Linked DNA regions of Homo sapiens: region 2 is linked to region 1. A link is an interaction called in ENCODE POLR2A ChIA-PET data of the cell type or tissue named here. Cell type or tissue: Caco-2. All regions are shown on one strand. Each heading gives the region's core, and the rest is flanking DNA. Links, peaks and the distances in the headings are about the cores only.

Evidence for each region. Peaks named below come from ENCODE experiments on the same cell type or tissue, not always from the same donor. Only the 100,000 strongest peaks of a DNase experiment are listed, where the experiment ranks them.
Region 2: POLR2A ChIA-PET joins it to region 1 with 6 read pairs; 2 of 35 experiments call an interaction of 5 or more read pairs at or near these places.

The regions. Positions count from the first base shown.
Region 1 is chr7:65,727,832-65,735,815 of GRCh38, forward strand. All of the region lies in intron 2 of LINC03006 (long intergenic non-protein coding RNA 3006), which reads right to left. Among named protein-coding and RNA genes, the nearest start is that of SNORA22, 24 kb to the right of the region's middle. In Caco-2, for the core only: no CTCF peak of the experiment used is centred there; a DNase peak (open chromatin) is centred at 3,880.
Region 2 is chr7:65,858,773-65,866,756 of GRCh38, forward strand. It overlaps the pseudogene RNU6-973P and a transcript of VKORC1L1 not described here. Among named protein-coding and RNA genes, the nearest start is that of VKORC1L1, 10 kb to the right of the region's middle. In Caco-2, for the core only: no CTCF peak of the experiment used is centred there; no DNase peak of the experiment used is centred there.

The DNA of each region.
Region 1 (7,984 bases), core at 1,632-5,631:
GGCACATGCCTGTGGTCCCAGCTACTCGGGAGGCTGAGGCAGGAGAATTACTTGAACGCCAGAGGTGGAGTTTGCAATGAGCCGAGATCGTGTCTCTGCTCTGCAGCCTGGGTGATAGAGCGAGACTCCATCTCAAAAATAAATAAATATATAAATACAGGGGACAGAGACAACAGCATTCCAAGATGAATCAGAGAAAGGATCTGCTGCCCAATTACAAGGAAGCAAAGACAACAGTTTGTGTGTGTGTGTGTGTGTGTGTGTGTGTGTGTGTGTGTGTGTGTGCGCATGTCTGAGACAGGGTCTTGCTCTGTCACCCAGGCTGGAGTGCAGCAGTGCAATCATAGCCCACTGCAGCCTAGAACTCCTGGGCTTAAGCAATCCTCCTACCTCAGCCTCCTGAGTAGCGGGGACTACAGATGCACACCACCATGCCCCGCTAAGTTTTTATTTTTTGTAGAAACAGGGTCTCGCTATGTTGCCCAGGCTGACATTGAACTCATGGCCTCAAGGAATCCTCCCACACTGGCCTCCCAAAGTGCTGAGATGACAGCCGTGAGCCACCACACTGGGACTGCAGTTTCTTATAAAGTTAAACATATACTTATCATAGGACCCACCAAGGCTGGGCGCGGTGGCTCATGCCTGTAATCCCAGCACTTTGGGAGGCTGAGGCAGGTGGATCACCTGAGGTCAGGAGTTCAAAACCAGCCTAGCCAACATGGTGAAACCCCCGTCTCTACTAAAAATACAAAATTTCCAGGCATGGTGGCACATGCCTGTAATCCCAGCTACTAGGGAGGCTGAGGCAGGAGAATTGCTTAAACCCAGAAGGCAGAGGTTGCGGTGAGCCGAGATTGCGCCATTGCACTCCAGCCTGGGCAGCAAGAGTGAAACTCCATCTCAAAAAATAAAAATTAAAAAGACACCCAGCAATCCCAGTCTTGGAGTTTTATCCAAGAGAAATGAAAACATATTCATAGCAGCTTTATTTGTGACTGCCCAACACAAGAAAAAACCCAAATATTCACCAACAGATAAATAGCTAAACAAATTGTGGTATATCCCTACGATGGAACACTACTCAGTAATAAAAAGAAATGAATTACTGATACATGCTACAACATGGATAAATATTTTAAAAAATATACCAATAGGGCTGGGCGCGGTGGCTCATGCCTGTAATCCCAGTACTTTGGGAGGCTGAGGCAGGTGGATCACGAGATCAGGAGATTGAGACCATCCTGGCTAACACGGTGAAACCCCGTCTCTACTAAAAATACAAAAAATTAGCTGGGCACGGTGGCACATGCCTGTAGTCCCAGCCACTCAGGAGGCTGAGGCAGGCGAATCGCTTGAACCCAGGGGGCAGAGGTTGCAGTGGGCCAAGATTGCGCCACTGCACTCCAGCCTGGGGGACAGAGCAAGACTCAGTCTCAAAAAAAAAAAAAATTATACCGATGGAAGGCCAGGCACGGTGGCTCACACCTGTAATCCCAGCACTTTGGGAGGCCAAGGCAGGCAGATTACCTGAGGTCAGCAGTGACCAGCCCAACCAACATGGTGAAACCCTGTCTCTACTAAAAATACAAAATTATCTGGGCATGGTGGCGCATGCTTGTAATCCCAGCTACTCAGGAAGCTGAGGCAGGAGAATCACTTGAACCCGGAAGGCAGATGTTGCAGTGAGCTGAGATTGCGCTACTGCACTGCAGCCTGGGCAACAGGAGCGAAACTCCATCTCAAAAAAAAAAAATTATACCGATGGAAAGAAGCCAGACACAAGAGCACATACTGTTTCAGTTATATGAAACACTAGAAAATACAAATGCCCTAACAACAAAGATCAGATCAGTAGGGCTGGGGGTTGGGACGGGGCTGACTGGAAAGAGGCCCTAGGAACCTTCTGGGTGATGGAAATGTTATTGTGATGATTACAAGTATGAATAAATTTGTCAAAATTCATCAAAATGCACACTTAAAGAGTGTATTTTATTACATTTAATTATATAGCAATAAAACACTGGCTTTAAAAAAGTCTCTGATAAGAGGCTGGTCTAGGCAAACTTGAGGATCCCTTCCACCCTAATTCTAGCCCAAATATTTTCTTTTTTTTTCTTTTTTTCTTTTTTTTTTCCTGAGATGGAGTCTCACTCTTGTCGCCCAGGCTGGAGTGCAGTGGCGCGATCTTAGCTCACTGCAATTTCCACCTCCCAGGTTCAAGCAATTCACCTGCCTCAGCCTCCTGAGAGCTGGCATTATAGGCACACACCACCATGCCCAGCTAATTTTTTGTATTTTTAGTAGACAGGGTTTCACCATGCTGGCCAGGCTGGTCTTGAACTCCTGACCTCAGGTGATCTGCTCGCCTCAGCCTCCCAAAGTGCTGGGATTACAGGTGTGAACCACCATGCCCAGCTAGTCCAAGTATTTTCTTAAAAATAAAATAAAACAAGGCCGGGCATGGGGGCTCACCCCTGTAATCCCAGTACTTTGGGAGGCCGAGGTGAGAGGATTGATTGAGCCCAGGTGTTTGAGACCAGCCTGGGCAACATAGTGAGACGTCATCTGTACAAAAAATAAAATAAATGAGCCAGGCATGGTGGTGCATACTTGTAGTCCCAGCTACTTGGGAGGCTGAGGGGAGGATCACTTGAGCTCAGGAGTTTGCGACTGCAATAAGCTATGATTGCACCACTGCACTCCAGCCTGGGTGACCAAGTGAGACCCTGTCTCTTAAAACAAAAAAGAAAAGAAGGAAGGTAGGTATCAGGCATATATTAAATCATCTGAAAATTTTAAAAAGTCCTGATTACTTTGTTTCACCGACATGAAAGTGACAGGACTATGGTCATGATATTGAAAACCTACCTGGCACTGTAATACAGGAATATTGGATTTTATTATTTTCCTCCCTGATTCTCATTCCAATATCAGTCATCAAATATTTAAAAAGTAATAATATGCAAACATACGTAAAGAAAATATAGTGGCCAGGTACAGTGGCTCATGCCTGTAATCCCAGCACTTTGGGAGGCTGAGGCGGTGGATCGCTTGAGGCCAGGAGTTTGAGACAAACCTGGCTAACATGGTGAAACCCTGTCTCTACTACAAATATAAAAATTAGCTGGGCATGATGGCATGCGTCCAGCTACTCGGGAGGCTGAGGCAGGAGAATCCCTTGAACCCCGTAGAGGGAGGTTGCAGTGAGCCAAGATCGCGCCACTGCACTTCAGCCTGGGCGACAGAATGAGACGGTCTCAGAAAAGAAAGAAAAGAAAAGAAGAGAAAAAAAGAAAAAGATAGTAAATACATTTAATGAATGAAAGCATGATTAACTTAATTCCCAACTTGAAGTTGTATCGTTATTAACAATGTACCTGGTAAGTACTTATTTTAAAATTCTAATTCTAATTCTAATGGGAAAGGAGACGACAAAGTCGGACACTTCAACTCTGAGTTTGGGATGGCCCCAATTTTGCACTGAGAGTGCTCCTGCGCAGGACTGCATCATTCATTCATGCTGTTTGGAAACAGGCAGCTGCTGAGAGATTAGACAGTGAAGCTACCCCAAAAAATAAATCAATGAAAAGAAAGCCTGGAGATTCTAGGAAATGATCTGCCTATGCGACTAAGCAGAATAAATGTAGACTCAGACAGGAAGCCTGGAAGAGGAAAAGGAAAGTCGGCGAAATCAGAAAGTTGGGCACAGGGAAGGCACAAGGCAGGGACTTACCCTGCGTCCTGGGCCTCCGGGGCTCCTGCGGCTGCAACTTTCTGGCTGCAGGGGGCCAGGGCCGGCTCCGACGCTCAGGCGAGCAGTTCCCAGGGAGGTGAGCTGTGCAGACCGGCAGGGCCTCCACTGAACACTCTCCTGAGATCTGCTGATAAGCGGGGTGGCTTCTGATCAGTTCTGAAAGTGCCTCCGTAAACTGGAGACACCAGATCTCTGCTCTGCAAAGCCGGGCTGGGAGGACGCCTTGGCCCCGCCCCAGGGTAGGGGCTCCGCGAGCCTGCCCCCTCCTCCTCCGGGGGCTCAGCGCCTGCAGACGGAGAGGTGCACCGTGCGGAGTACGCTTTCTCGGAAAGCCGCGCCCTGTGGCACCTTTGCTTTGCAGAGGAGGAACAAAAGAGCTCCTGGACCTTCAGAAGCTGCTCTGCGCTGCCGCCACCGCCACTTGGGATAAGAGTAGGTGAGGGAAGCAAGGGACCGCGGCACTGATTCTGCAATTAATGAAATCCCCGTGGGGGTCCTCTTTTGAAATCCAGGTTTGACCTATTTGGCCTATTTTTAATTTTTATTATGTTTTTAAATAGAGATTGGGGGGGGGGGGTTCTCACTGTGTTTCCCAGGCTGTGCTCGAACTCATGGGCTGAAGCGATCCTCCCTCCTCAGCCTCCCAAAGTGTTGGGATTACAGGTGTGAGCTACTGCGCCCAGCCTATTTCTTTCTGTTTCAAAAATTTCTGGCCCGGCGCAGTGGCTCAAGCCTGTAATCCCAGCACTTTGGGAGACCGACACAGGTGGATACCTGAGGTCAGGAGTTTCAGACCAGCCTGGACAACATGGCAAAACTCCGTCTCTAACAAAAATGCAAAAATTAGCGGGGCATGGTGGCGCATGCCTGTAGTCCTAGCTACTTGGGATGCCAAGGCAGGAGAATTGCTTGAACCTGGGAAGAGGAGGTTGCAGTGAGCCAAGATCATGCCACTGCACTACAGCCTGGGCAACAGAGTAAGACTCCCTCTCAAAAAAAAAAAAAAATTTATCCCATGTGTCACTTGCCCAGCTCCTTGTATGTTAACTACAACAAATAAGAGGTGTTTCCCCCAAACATTTACCACTGGCGTTAGCTGGGTGGAGCTGGGCATCAAGGTCCACTCTAAAACACAACCTGAAACCTCAGAGGCTGACAGTCTGCACTCCAGGCTCACTCTAAGTTGCTCACCCACACAGAGGATGCAATCCCTGGGGCAGGACACATGGTCACAGCATCCCTGCCCTTAGCTACAGGACCCTCCCCACCAAAACACAATCCTTTTTTTTTTTTTTTTTTGAGACCGAGTCTCCCTCTGTCACCCAGGCTGAAGTGCAGTGGTGCTCACTGCAACCTCCGCCTCCTGGGTTCAAGTGATTCTCCTGCCTCAGCCTCCCTAGTAGCTGGGATTACAAGTGCATGCCACCACGCTCAGCTAATTTTTGTATTTTTAGTAGAGACAGCGTTTCACCATGTTGGCCAGGCTGGTCTCGAACTCCTGACCTCAAGTGATCTGGCCACCTTGGCCTCCCAAACTGCTGGGATTACAGGCATGAGCCACTGTGCCTAGTCACCAAAACACAATTCTATCCGGTAACAAGAGGCCTGATGCTCTTGGATTGGATGTGCCCTATATTCAATACTTCCAGATTTTGAGGCCAGGCTCGGTGCTCCCGCCTGTAATCCCAGCACTTTGGGAGACCAAGGCAGGAGGATTGCTTGAGCCTAGGAATTTGAGACCAGCCTGGGCAACAAAGTAAGGCCCTGTCTTTATTATAAAACTAAATAAATAATATTTCCAGATTTTATTAGTAAGAAAATGGTTGCAAGTTTTTGGGGACATCCAGTTTAATATCTGCCAGTGAGGCAGAAAATTTAAAAATAAATATGCATTCATTCACTTCAAGAAAAGTAGCAGGCAAGGCAAAGGTTAAAAGGAAAAGAAACAAGTTTTCCTCTGCTTAGCAGCTCACTTAAAGGACAGTTATAAAATAACGCTGTCCGAAAAGCCAAGACCAAAGGAACAGGCTCCAGACACCTCTCCCTCTTCCAGAGCAAGGTTGAAAGAAAAAAAAAGGAGAAAGACAAATTACTTTACTGTTACTCTCCTTTCTCTAGCTTTTTTTTGTTTTTTGTTTTTGTTTTTGTTTTTTTTTGAGACAGAGTCTCACTCTGTTGCCCAGGCTGGAGTGCAATGAATGGGATGATCTTGGCTCACTGCAACCTCCGCCTCCCGGGTCCAAGCGATTCTCCTGCCTCAGCCTCCCAAGTAGCTGGGATTACAGGCATGTGCCACCATGCCCGGCTATTTTTTTTGTACTTTTTTAGTAGAAACAGGGTGTCATCATTGGCTGGACTGGTCTGGAACTCCTGACCTCAAGCGATCCACTGCCTCGGCCTCCCAAAGTGCTGGGATTACAGGTGTGAGCCACTGTGCCCAGCCACTCCTTTCCCTAGCCTCTTAAGCGTGACTGTGTTTTACAAATGTCTGTATTTAGCCAGTTCTTGTTTTTCTTTCGATGCAGCTACAAGGCCACCAGCTATGCAAGGCCACAAGTTATGCACTATATGATTAACTGCCTTTGTTTTGCTTTTGTAAGCCTGCTTATAAACCCCCCACCTCTGTCTTTGTTCTAGGCTCAGCTTTTTAGATGTGAATCCACTGAGCCAGTGCTTACCTTAAAATGAATATCTTCCTGTGTTCCCATATCAGTATCTCTGTTCCTCAGTTTACCATAACACCAAGTCTGTGGGAAGTGGTTCTGATAAAGGATTCAGAGGATGAATTCTGATATTTTGAAATAATGAGATTAAAAAATTATACAATTCATGGTGGGGTTCCTAATAGGGGTCTGAAATAACAATCTAGTCAAGAACCTGTATATATTTTGCTTTTGTTCTCTGTCACCCAGGCTGGAGTGCAGTGGAGCAATCTTGCAACCTCTGCCTCCCAGGTTCAAGCAATTCTTCTGCCTCAGCCACCCAAGTAGCTGGGATTACAGACGTACACCCATGCCTGGCTAATTTTTGTATTTTTAGTAGAGATGGGGTTTCACCATGTTGGCCAGGCTGGTCTCAAACTCCTGACTTCAAGTGATCTGCCCACCTCAGCTTCCCAAAGCTCTGGGATTACAGGCATGAGCCACTGTGCCCAGCCTGAAGTAGTTTTTTTAAAAGCATAATAAAGGAAACAAAATGTTAAACACCAAATGTTTGTATCTAAGTGTAAGTTGTAACTGAGAAGTTGTTTTGAGGGGAAAAGAAACTCAAGTATGTAAATGTGGATGGCTAGAAGAGTTACCTATTATTTGTATTTCATAAATGTTTAATATTAAATAGATTTCAGATAAAATATTTATATTTACCAAAATCTTGCTGGGTGTGGTGGTGCATACCTATAGTCCTAGCTACTTGGGAAGCTGAGGCAGGAGGATCATTTGAGCCCAGGAGTTCCAGGTTACAGTGAGCCGTCATCATGCCACTGTACTCCAGCCTGGGTAAAAAAGCGAGCCCTTGCCTCCAAAAAATTAATTAGTTAATTAATTAAAATAAAATCTGTTACCTCTTCATGGTCCTGGAATCCACCTCACACTCACACCTGTATTAATACTTGTGGGCATGAGATGGCAGTATTGTAGACGCTGTTTTGCTAAAGCATATCACATTAAAAATATATATATATAGTTGCCTAGAAGACACTAATGAGTGGTCACATATAGTGTAACAACCAGGAGGTAATCTTGCCAGACAAGGCAAAACTATGAAACAGATTAAAATATGCTTCATTAGGCTGGGCGGAGTGGCTCACGCCTGTAATCCCAGAACTTTGGGAGTCCGAGGTGGGAGGATCACCTGAGGTCAGGAGTTCGAGGCCAGCCTGGCCAACATGGCAAAACCCTGTCTCTACTAAAAATACAAAAAGTAGCCGAGCCTGGTGGCGGGCGCCTGTAATCCCAGCTACTCAGGAGGCTGAGGCAGGAGAATCACTTGAACCCAGGAGGCAGAGGTTGCAGTGAACCGAGATTGCGCCACTGCACTCCAGCCTGGGTGACAGAGCCAGATTCTCTAAAAAAAAAAACAAAAAAAGTTTAATTGCTGTTCTTACTGGAATAATAGCACATGTGAACCAAATACAATACAGCAAAATGAAGCCATAATAAAAATATTAGCAATTTATTTTGCAAAGTTTTTAATCACAATTGGTTAGTCAAAAGTAATGCACGTCAT
Region 2 (7,984 bases), core at 2,315-6,314, 130 kb after region 1:
TTTGAGCCAGGTCTTTTGAATAAAGTGAGTGGTCAGAGATGAAGCCACAACTTTGGCGAAAACAGTTTCCCAAGGATTATGCCATGAACTCTAAAATGCTGTGTGCCAGTCACTGGGCCACAGTTCACTCCTCTTGCCAAATTCAGAATTGCAAATGAAAACTTTATTTCATTTTATTTTATTTATTTAATTTTTTTAGACAGAGTCTCGCTCTGTCACACAGGCTGGAGTGCAGTGGTGTGATCTCAGCTCACTGCAACCTCCGCCTCCCGGGTTCAAGAGATTCTCCTGCCTCAGCCTCCCATGTAGCTGGGATTACAGGCATGTAATGCCCAGCTAATTTTTGTACTTTATTTATTTATTTATTTATTTATTTATTTATTTATTGAGATGGAGTCTTGCCCTGTCACCCTGGCTGGAGTGCAATGGTGCGATCTCAGCTCACTGCAACCTCCACCTCCTGGGTTCAAGTGATTCTCCCTGCCTCTGACTCCTGAGTAGCTGGGATTACAAGTGCCCACCACCACACCCGGCTAATTTTTGTATTTTTTGTAAAGACAAGGTTTCACCATGTTGGCCAGGCTGGTCTCGAACTCCTGATCTCAAGTGATCCGCCTGCCTTGGCCTCCCAAAGTGCTAGGATTAGAGGCATGAGACACTGCACCCGGCCTAATTTTTGGACTTTTAGTAGATACGGAGTTTCACCATGTTGGTCAGGCTGGTCTCCAACTCCTGACCTCAAATGATCTGCCTGCCTTGGCCTCCCAAAGTGCTAGGATTACAGGCATGAGCCATTGTGCCCAGCTGATTTTTTCTGATATCAAAGGAATCACCAAGGTCTTCCCTTTCTTTTGATTCATTTATTTTCTTGGTTCTGAAATATTTTTTAAAATATGGAATGCTTCATGAATTTGTTTGTCATCCTTTCACAGGGACCATGCTTATCTTCTCCATGTCATGCCACCTTTTGTATATGTGCTGCCGAAGTGAGCACTGGTTCTGGATTGATTGATTGATTTGTTTGTTTGTCTGTTTTTGAGACAGGGTTTCACTGTGTCTTCCAGGCTGGAATACTGTGGTATTATCGTGGCTCACTGCAACCTCTGCTCCCCAGGGCTCAAGCAGTCCTCCTGCCTGGGCCTCCCAAAGTGTTGAGATTACAGGCATGAGCCACTGTGCCCAGCCTGGAATGTTTAACTGCTGACTTTGATGCCTGGTTTTGGTTGTACTAGACACTCCCACTACTTTTTTCTTTAAAAATTACTGGTTTCTTTAGCTCCTTAAAAAGATCTTTGGTGTTTTATATATCAAAATATGTGAGGCCAGGTGTGGTGGCTCATGCCTGTAATCCCAGCATTTGAGGAAGCCAAGGTGGGAGGATCTCTCGAGCCCATGTGTTCAAAACCAGTCTGGACAACATAGTGAGACCCCTGTCTGTATAAGAACTAAAAAATTAGCTGGGCACGATGGTGCACGCATGTAGTCCCAGCTCTTGGAAGGCTGAGGCAGGAAGATCGCTTAAGCCCAAGAGGGTGAGGCTTTAGTGAGCCATGATCATGTCACTGCAGTCCAGCTTGGGTGACAGAGTGAGACCCTGTCTCAAAAAAAAAAGAGTAATAATTGCAGAAACATTTTCTATGCTCCAGATTACTTTAAAAATTAGACCTAATCTTGGCCAGCCATGGTGGCTTATGCCTGTAATCCCAGCACTTTAGGAGACCAAGGCAGGTGGATCACTTGAGGTCAGAAGTTGGAGACCAGTCTGGCCAACATGATGAAAGCCTGTGGGTGAAAGTAAAGTTGGGTGCGGTGGCTCTCCCTGGATTCCTTGATGCTTTTAATACCCTGAGTCCTCTACCCCACTCTGAGCCACACTGACACTTGTGCACCAAGGTGCGTGGTGTGGCCCCAGTGCCCACAGGATCGCTTGTAAGAACTGCTCCTTCAGCCCCCACCTGTGGCCTTTCCTCCAGGGTGAAGTCTGGTTCCTGATGTTCACGCCATGCTCCTTCTCACCAGGGTGCACGGGCATCACTGCCTACAAAACATTTGATTGAAACCTGTTCCTCGTGGGGCCACCTCACCTGTCCAGGATGGCTTTCTCTGAAGTCAGTTCTCCCACCACAGTGGAGGTAAAGAAAATTATGAAAATTGGCCAGGCACGGTGGCTCACGCCTGTAATTCCAGCACTTTGGGAGGCCGAGTGGGGCAGATCACTCAAGGTCAGGAGTTCGAGACCAGCCTGGCCAACATGGCAAAACCTGGTCTCTAATAAAAATACAAAAAATTAGTCAGGCATAGTGGTGTGCGCCTGCAATCCCAGCTTCTCAGTAGGCTGAGTCAGAAGAATTGCTTGAGCCTGGGAGGTAGAGGTTGCAGTGAGCTGAGATCATGTCACTGCACTCCAGCCTGTGCGACAGAGCAAGAGACTCTGCCTCAAAAAAAAAAGAAAAGAAAAGAAAAAGAAAATTATGAACACTCTCTCTTGAATAGATGGGCATCTCCTGAACAGGGAGGTGCTTGAGGGGAGGTCCTGGCAGGTGGCACAGGGAATCCTGGCAGAACAGCAGCTGGGACTTCAGTGTATTCAGTGTCTGGACCACAATGGTTCCCTTTGTCACAAGTATCCATCTACATTCACTGACTTATATGGGGGAACCTGGGGAAAAACCAATGATATGGTTTGGCTGTGTCCCCACCCAAATCGCTTCTTTAATTTTAGCTCCCATAATCCCCACATGTTGTGGCAGGGACCCAGTAGGAGGTAATTGAATCATGGGAGTGCGTTTTTCCCATGCTGTTCTCATTGATAGTGAATAAGTCTCAGGAGATCTGTTAGTTTTATAAAAGGGCAGTTTCCCTGCACATGCTTTCTTGCCTGCCACCATGGAAGATGTGCTTTTGGTCTTCCTTTGCCTTTGGTCACAATTGTGAGGCCTCCCCAGCCATGCTGAACAGAGAGTCCATTAAACCTCTTTCCTTTATAAATTACCCAGTCTCAGGTATGTCTTTGTTAGCAGCGTGAGAACAGACGAATACAATCAACTTCAATAGCTTAAGTAGGTCTAGCCACCACTCCAGAAGAGATACAGGATTATAAACCATGGTGGCATCCACACAGTGCTAACTCAGCATATGTGCAGAGTATATGAACTGTGGGGCTATGGTGGGCTCCACCTAGATTTCTTTCTTTTTTTTTTTTTTTTTTTTTTGAGATAGAGTCTTGCTCTGTTGCCCAGGCTGGAGTGCAGTGGCGTGATCTCAGCTCACACTGCAAGCTCCACCTCCCGGGTTCACGCCATTCTTCTGCCTCAGCCTCCCAAGTAGCTGGGACTACAGGTGCCCGCCACCACGCCCGTCTAATTTTTTGTATTTTTAGTAGAGACGGGGTTTCACTGTGTTAGCCAAGATGGTCTCGATCTTCTGACCTCGTGATCCACCCGCCTCGGCCTCCCAAAGTGCTGGGATTACAAGCATGAGCCATGGCGCCCAGCCCTCCACCTAGATTTCAAAACATGTGTTGAACAGCTGGGCGCCCCAGGCAGAAGTTTGTCACAGAGGTGGAGCTCATGCCTGTAATCCCAGCACTTTGGGAGGCCGAGGAGGGCGGATCACGAGGTCAGGAGATCGAGACCATCCTGGCTAACATGGTGAAACCCCATCTCTCCTAAAAAAAGTACAAAAAATTAGACGGGCATGGTGGCGGGCACCTGTAGTCCCAGCTACTCAGGAGGCTGAGGCAGGAGAATGGCCTGAACCCAGGAGGCGGAGCTTGCAGTGAGCTGAGATATAGCCACTGCACTCCAGCCTGGGCGACAGAGCAAGACTCCATCTCAAAAGAAAAAAAAAAAAACTTAGCTGGGTGTGATGGCGGGCCCCTGTAATCCCAGCTACTCAGGAGGCCAAGGCAGGAGAATCGCTTGAAATCAGGAGGTGGAGGTTGCAGTGAGCCGAAATTGTGCCATTGCACTACAGCCTGGGCAACGAGCGAAACTCCGTCTCAAAAAAAAAAAAAAAGTGGCCAGGCGTGGTGGCTCATGCCTGTAATCCCAGCACTTTGGGAGGCCGAGGCGGGTGGATCACGAGGTCAGGATATTGAAACCATCCTGGCTAACATGGTGAAACCCCGTCTCTACTAAAAATACAAAAAATTAGCTGGGTGTGGTGATGGGAACCTGTAGTCCCAGCTACTCTGGAGGCTGAGGCAGGAGAATGGCGTGAACCCGGGAGGCCGAGCTTGCAGTGAGCCGAGATCGTGCCACTGCACACCAGCCTGGGCGACAGAGTGAGACGCCATCTCAAAAACAAAAACAAAGAAAGAAAATATCTGCCTTATATCTGTCCTACCATTATATTTTGGAGGCACCTTTTTTTTTTTTTTAATTTCACAGGCTCACAGCTGTTGCCTCAGAATGAATTGTGCCGTGGGTCTCACCCATATCTGATTTAGATGAGACTCTGAACTTTAAACTTTTGAGTTGGTCCTGAAACAAATTAAGACTTTTGGAGCTATTGGGATGGAATGAATGTATTTTGCAGGTGAGAAGAACATGAATTTGGGTGGTTGGGGCAGAATGCTATGGTTTGAATGTATCCTCCAAAGTTAATGTGTTGGAAACTTAATCCCCAATGCAACAATGTTGAGCGGTGCAACCTTTAAGAGATAATTAGGTCAGGAAGACTTTGCCTTCAGGAATGGATTAATGTCGTTATTGTGGGAGTGGGGTTCATTATGATGCGAGTGAGTTTCTTATGAAGGATGAGTTCTGCCCCCTTCCTGCTCTCTCTCACCATGTGATACTTTCTGCCATTGTCTGATATAGCAAGAAGGCCCTCACCAGATGTAGCCCCTCTACTCAGACTTCCCAACCTCCAGAACCCTGAGTCAAATAAATTTCTGTTCATTATAAATTACCTGTTATAGCAGCACAGAATGAAGACAAGTGCGTCTGAATTATTCACCCTGGAGAGAAGAAACTGGTTTAAAAAACGCAGATTTTTTAGTGTCTCCCAGAGCTCTGAATCTAAATCTCTGGATATCTAAACCTCTGGACATGTAATTTTTAACAATTTTCCTGGTGATTCTTAAGCACTTCAAATTTGAGAACTGCTGCTCTATACCCAATATCATTTTAACCTGGAAAATATGCACTCACCAACCGTTCAATGTTATTACCTGAGTTTGCCTGATCATAAAGGTCACTAGAGGGCTTAATAAAAAACCAAACACCGAATGTTCTCACTCATAGGTGGGCACTGAACAATGAGAACACATGGACACAGGAAGGGGAGCATCACACACCGGGGCCTGTTGTGGGGTGGGGGGAGGGGGGAGGGATAGCATTAGGAGATATACCTAATGTTAAATGACGAGTTAATGGGTGCAGCACACCAACATGGCACATGTATACATATGTAACAAATCTGCACGTTGTGCACATGTACCCTAAAACTTAAACTGTAATAAAAAAATAGAACTAAGAAGTTACATAGTATAATATGCCATGAAAGTAAATGTATTTAATAAGAGAAGAAATGGAAAATATCAAATAAAGCAATATAATAATTTCAAAAAATATATATATATATTTACATTCTTAGGTCGCTCTGCTGGTGGGAATCATGAATGAAACAAAGCCCAAGAATTTACATTTATTTACTTATTTGCTCTTTTTAAAATGGAGTCTCTGTCACCCAGGCTGAGGTGCAGTTGTGCGATCTCAGCTCACTGCAACCTCCACCTCCTGGGTTCAAATGATTCTCTGGCCTTAGCCTCCTGAGTGGCTGGGATTACAGATGCCCGCCAACATGCCCAACTAATTTTTGTATTTTTAGTAGAGACAGGGTTTCACAATGTTGGCCAGGCTGGTCTCAAACTCCTAACCTCAGGTGATCCACCCAACTTGGCCTCCCAAATTTCTGGGATTCGAGGTGTGAGCCACCATGCCCAGCCAAGAATCTACATTTAAATGCAGTTGTTAAATGTTCTTCTAAGTAACTGTGTACACATTTATCTATTTTGTGGAATTACTGGAAGATAGATCACTTACATTTTGGATAGCTTTAGCCCAGTATGATAATTTTAGTTTTTGAATAGCAGTTTATTTTAAGCCATTGCTTCCAGAAGAATTTAATCTGATCCAATGTTGCATTTTTCTTTCACCCATAGAGACAAGAATGAAGATAATAGCTATAGCATTTATTGAACATTAACTATGTGCCTGTCACCATGTAACTGATTCTCCTCAAACCCTCAGAGGCATGGACCACTGTACTACTGCCATCCCCATTTTATGGAGAAGATACTGAGGCAAAGGGGAGTTAAGTACCTTGCTAGGCACAGGCAGTTATTAACGCGGTAGAGCTGGGATTCCAAACCATTCTTGTAAGCAACGCAACACTGCGTCTCTGGACTTAATCCAGACAAATTTCTCTGATGCTTAAAAGTTGCCTGCATTAAATGCGCTTTTGTGAAATTCCTTCCTTCCTTCCTTCTTTTTTTTTTGTTTTTTTTTTGAGATAGAGTCTCTCTCTGTCACCCAGGCTGGAGTGCAATGGCACAAACTCCGCTTACTGTAACCTCCACCTCCTGGTTCAAGTGATTCTCCTGCCTCAGCCTCCCGAGTAGCTGCAATTATGGGTGCCCACCACTACACCCGGCTAATTTTTGTATTTTTAGTAGAGACAGTGTTTCATCTTGTTGGCCAAGCTGGTCTCAAACTCATGGCCTCAGGTGATCTGCCTGCTTTGGCCTCCCAAAGTGCTGGGATTACTGGCGTGAGCCACCACACCCGGCCAAAATATATTTCTTATATAAAAGAGAAAGTTTTCCTTGTGTTGTGTTCTACTCATGGTTAAAAGGTTCCTAAAATGGGCCTTGTTGTTTTCTCTTCTTCTTCTTCTTCTCTAGAGCAGCTAGAAAGAAAGACACTTGTTCTTAACCCAAAGAGGCCTCTTCTAAAAATGTTTTCTATATTGGTGAGACTAATTAAACTGGAAAAGTTCATCAACTAAATGATGAAACAAGGTAAAGCCTTTTGTTAATTATTTTTGAATAATTTATTCCTGGCCTGCCACCGTGGCTCACGCCTATAATCCCAGCATTTTGGGAGGCTGAGGTGGGAGGATCACGAGGTCAAGAGATCGAGACCATCCTGGCCAACATGGTGAAATCCTGTCTCTACTAAAAGTACAAAAATTAGCTCAGTGTGGTGGCACATGCCTGTAATCCCAGCTACTCGAGGGGCTAAGAAGGGCACTTGAACCTGGGAGGTAGAGGTTGCAGTGAGCTGAGATGGTGCCACTGCACTCTAGCCTGGTGATAGAGTGGGACTCCGTCTCAAAAAAAAAATTATTCCTGGGCTCCGTATGACTTGTTGAGGAATTGCAAGATACTGGGAAGTCTCTAATTAGGGAGTTTTAGAATAAACAGAAGTATAAACATTCATAGGAGTTAGATTTGAAGACAACTGCTTTTAACACACAGACCCACCAGGAAGTGAGCATCTTGGTGGGGGTTATTTATTATGTGTTTTACTTTGAACAGAGAACATGCACGTTCATTAGCTCAAAAGTGTTCTTGTCCTCGCATAGTGAAGGAAATGTGTGCAAGATAAGGATGAATGTGGCATGCAGGGAGATCCAGGCACGGCTGGCATTTGGCTTTGCTGATGGCTGCAATGTGGACTGTGGACTGTGGGCAAATTAACTCACCACTTTTTGAATGGCCTTTAGAGAGGAAATCCTAAAAAGATTCCAGGACCTGCAGCAGCCACACAGGAGATTGAGTATTCAAGGGAATAGAATGCTGGAGAACACAGAGACAGTTAGGTTAACTAAAGAAGATGAAAAATTAGTCTGGGCTCAGTGCTTCATACTTGTAATCCCAACACTGTGGGAGGCTGAGGCAGGAGCATCACTTGAGCCCAAAAGGTTGAGGCTGGCCTGAGTGACATAGTGAGACCCCCATCTCTACAAAAAATAA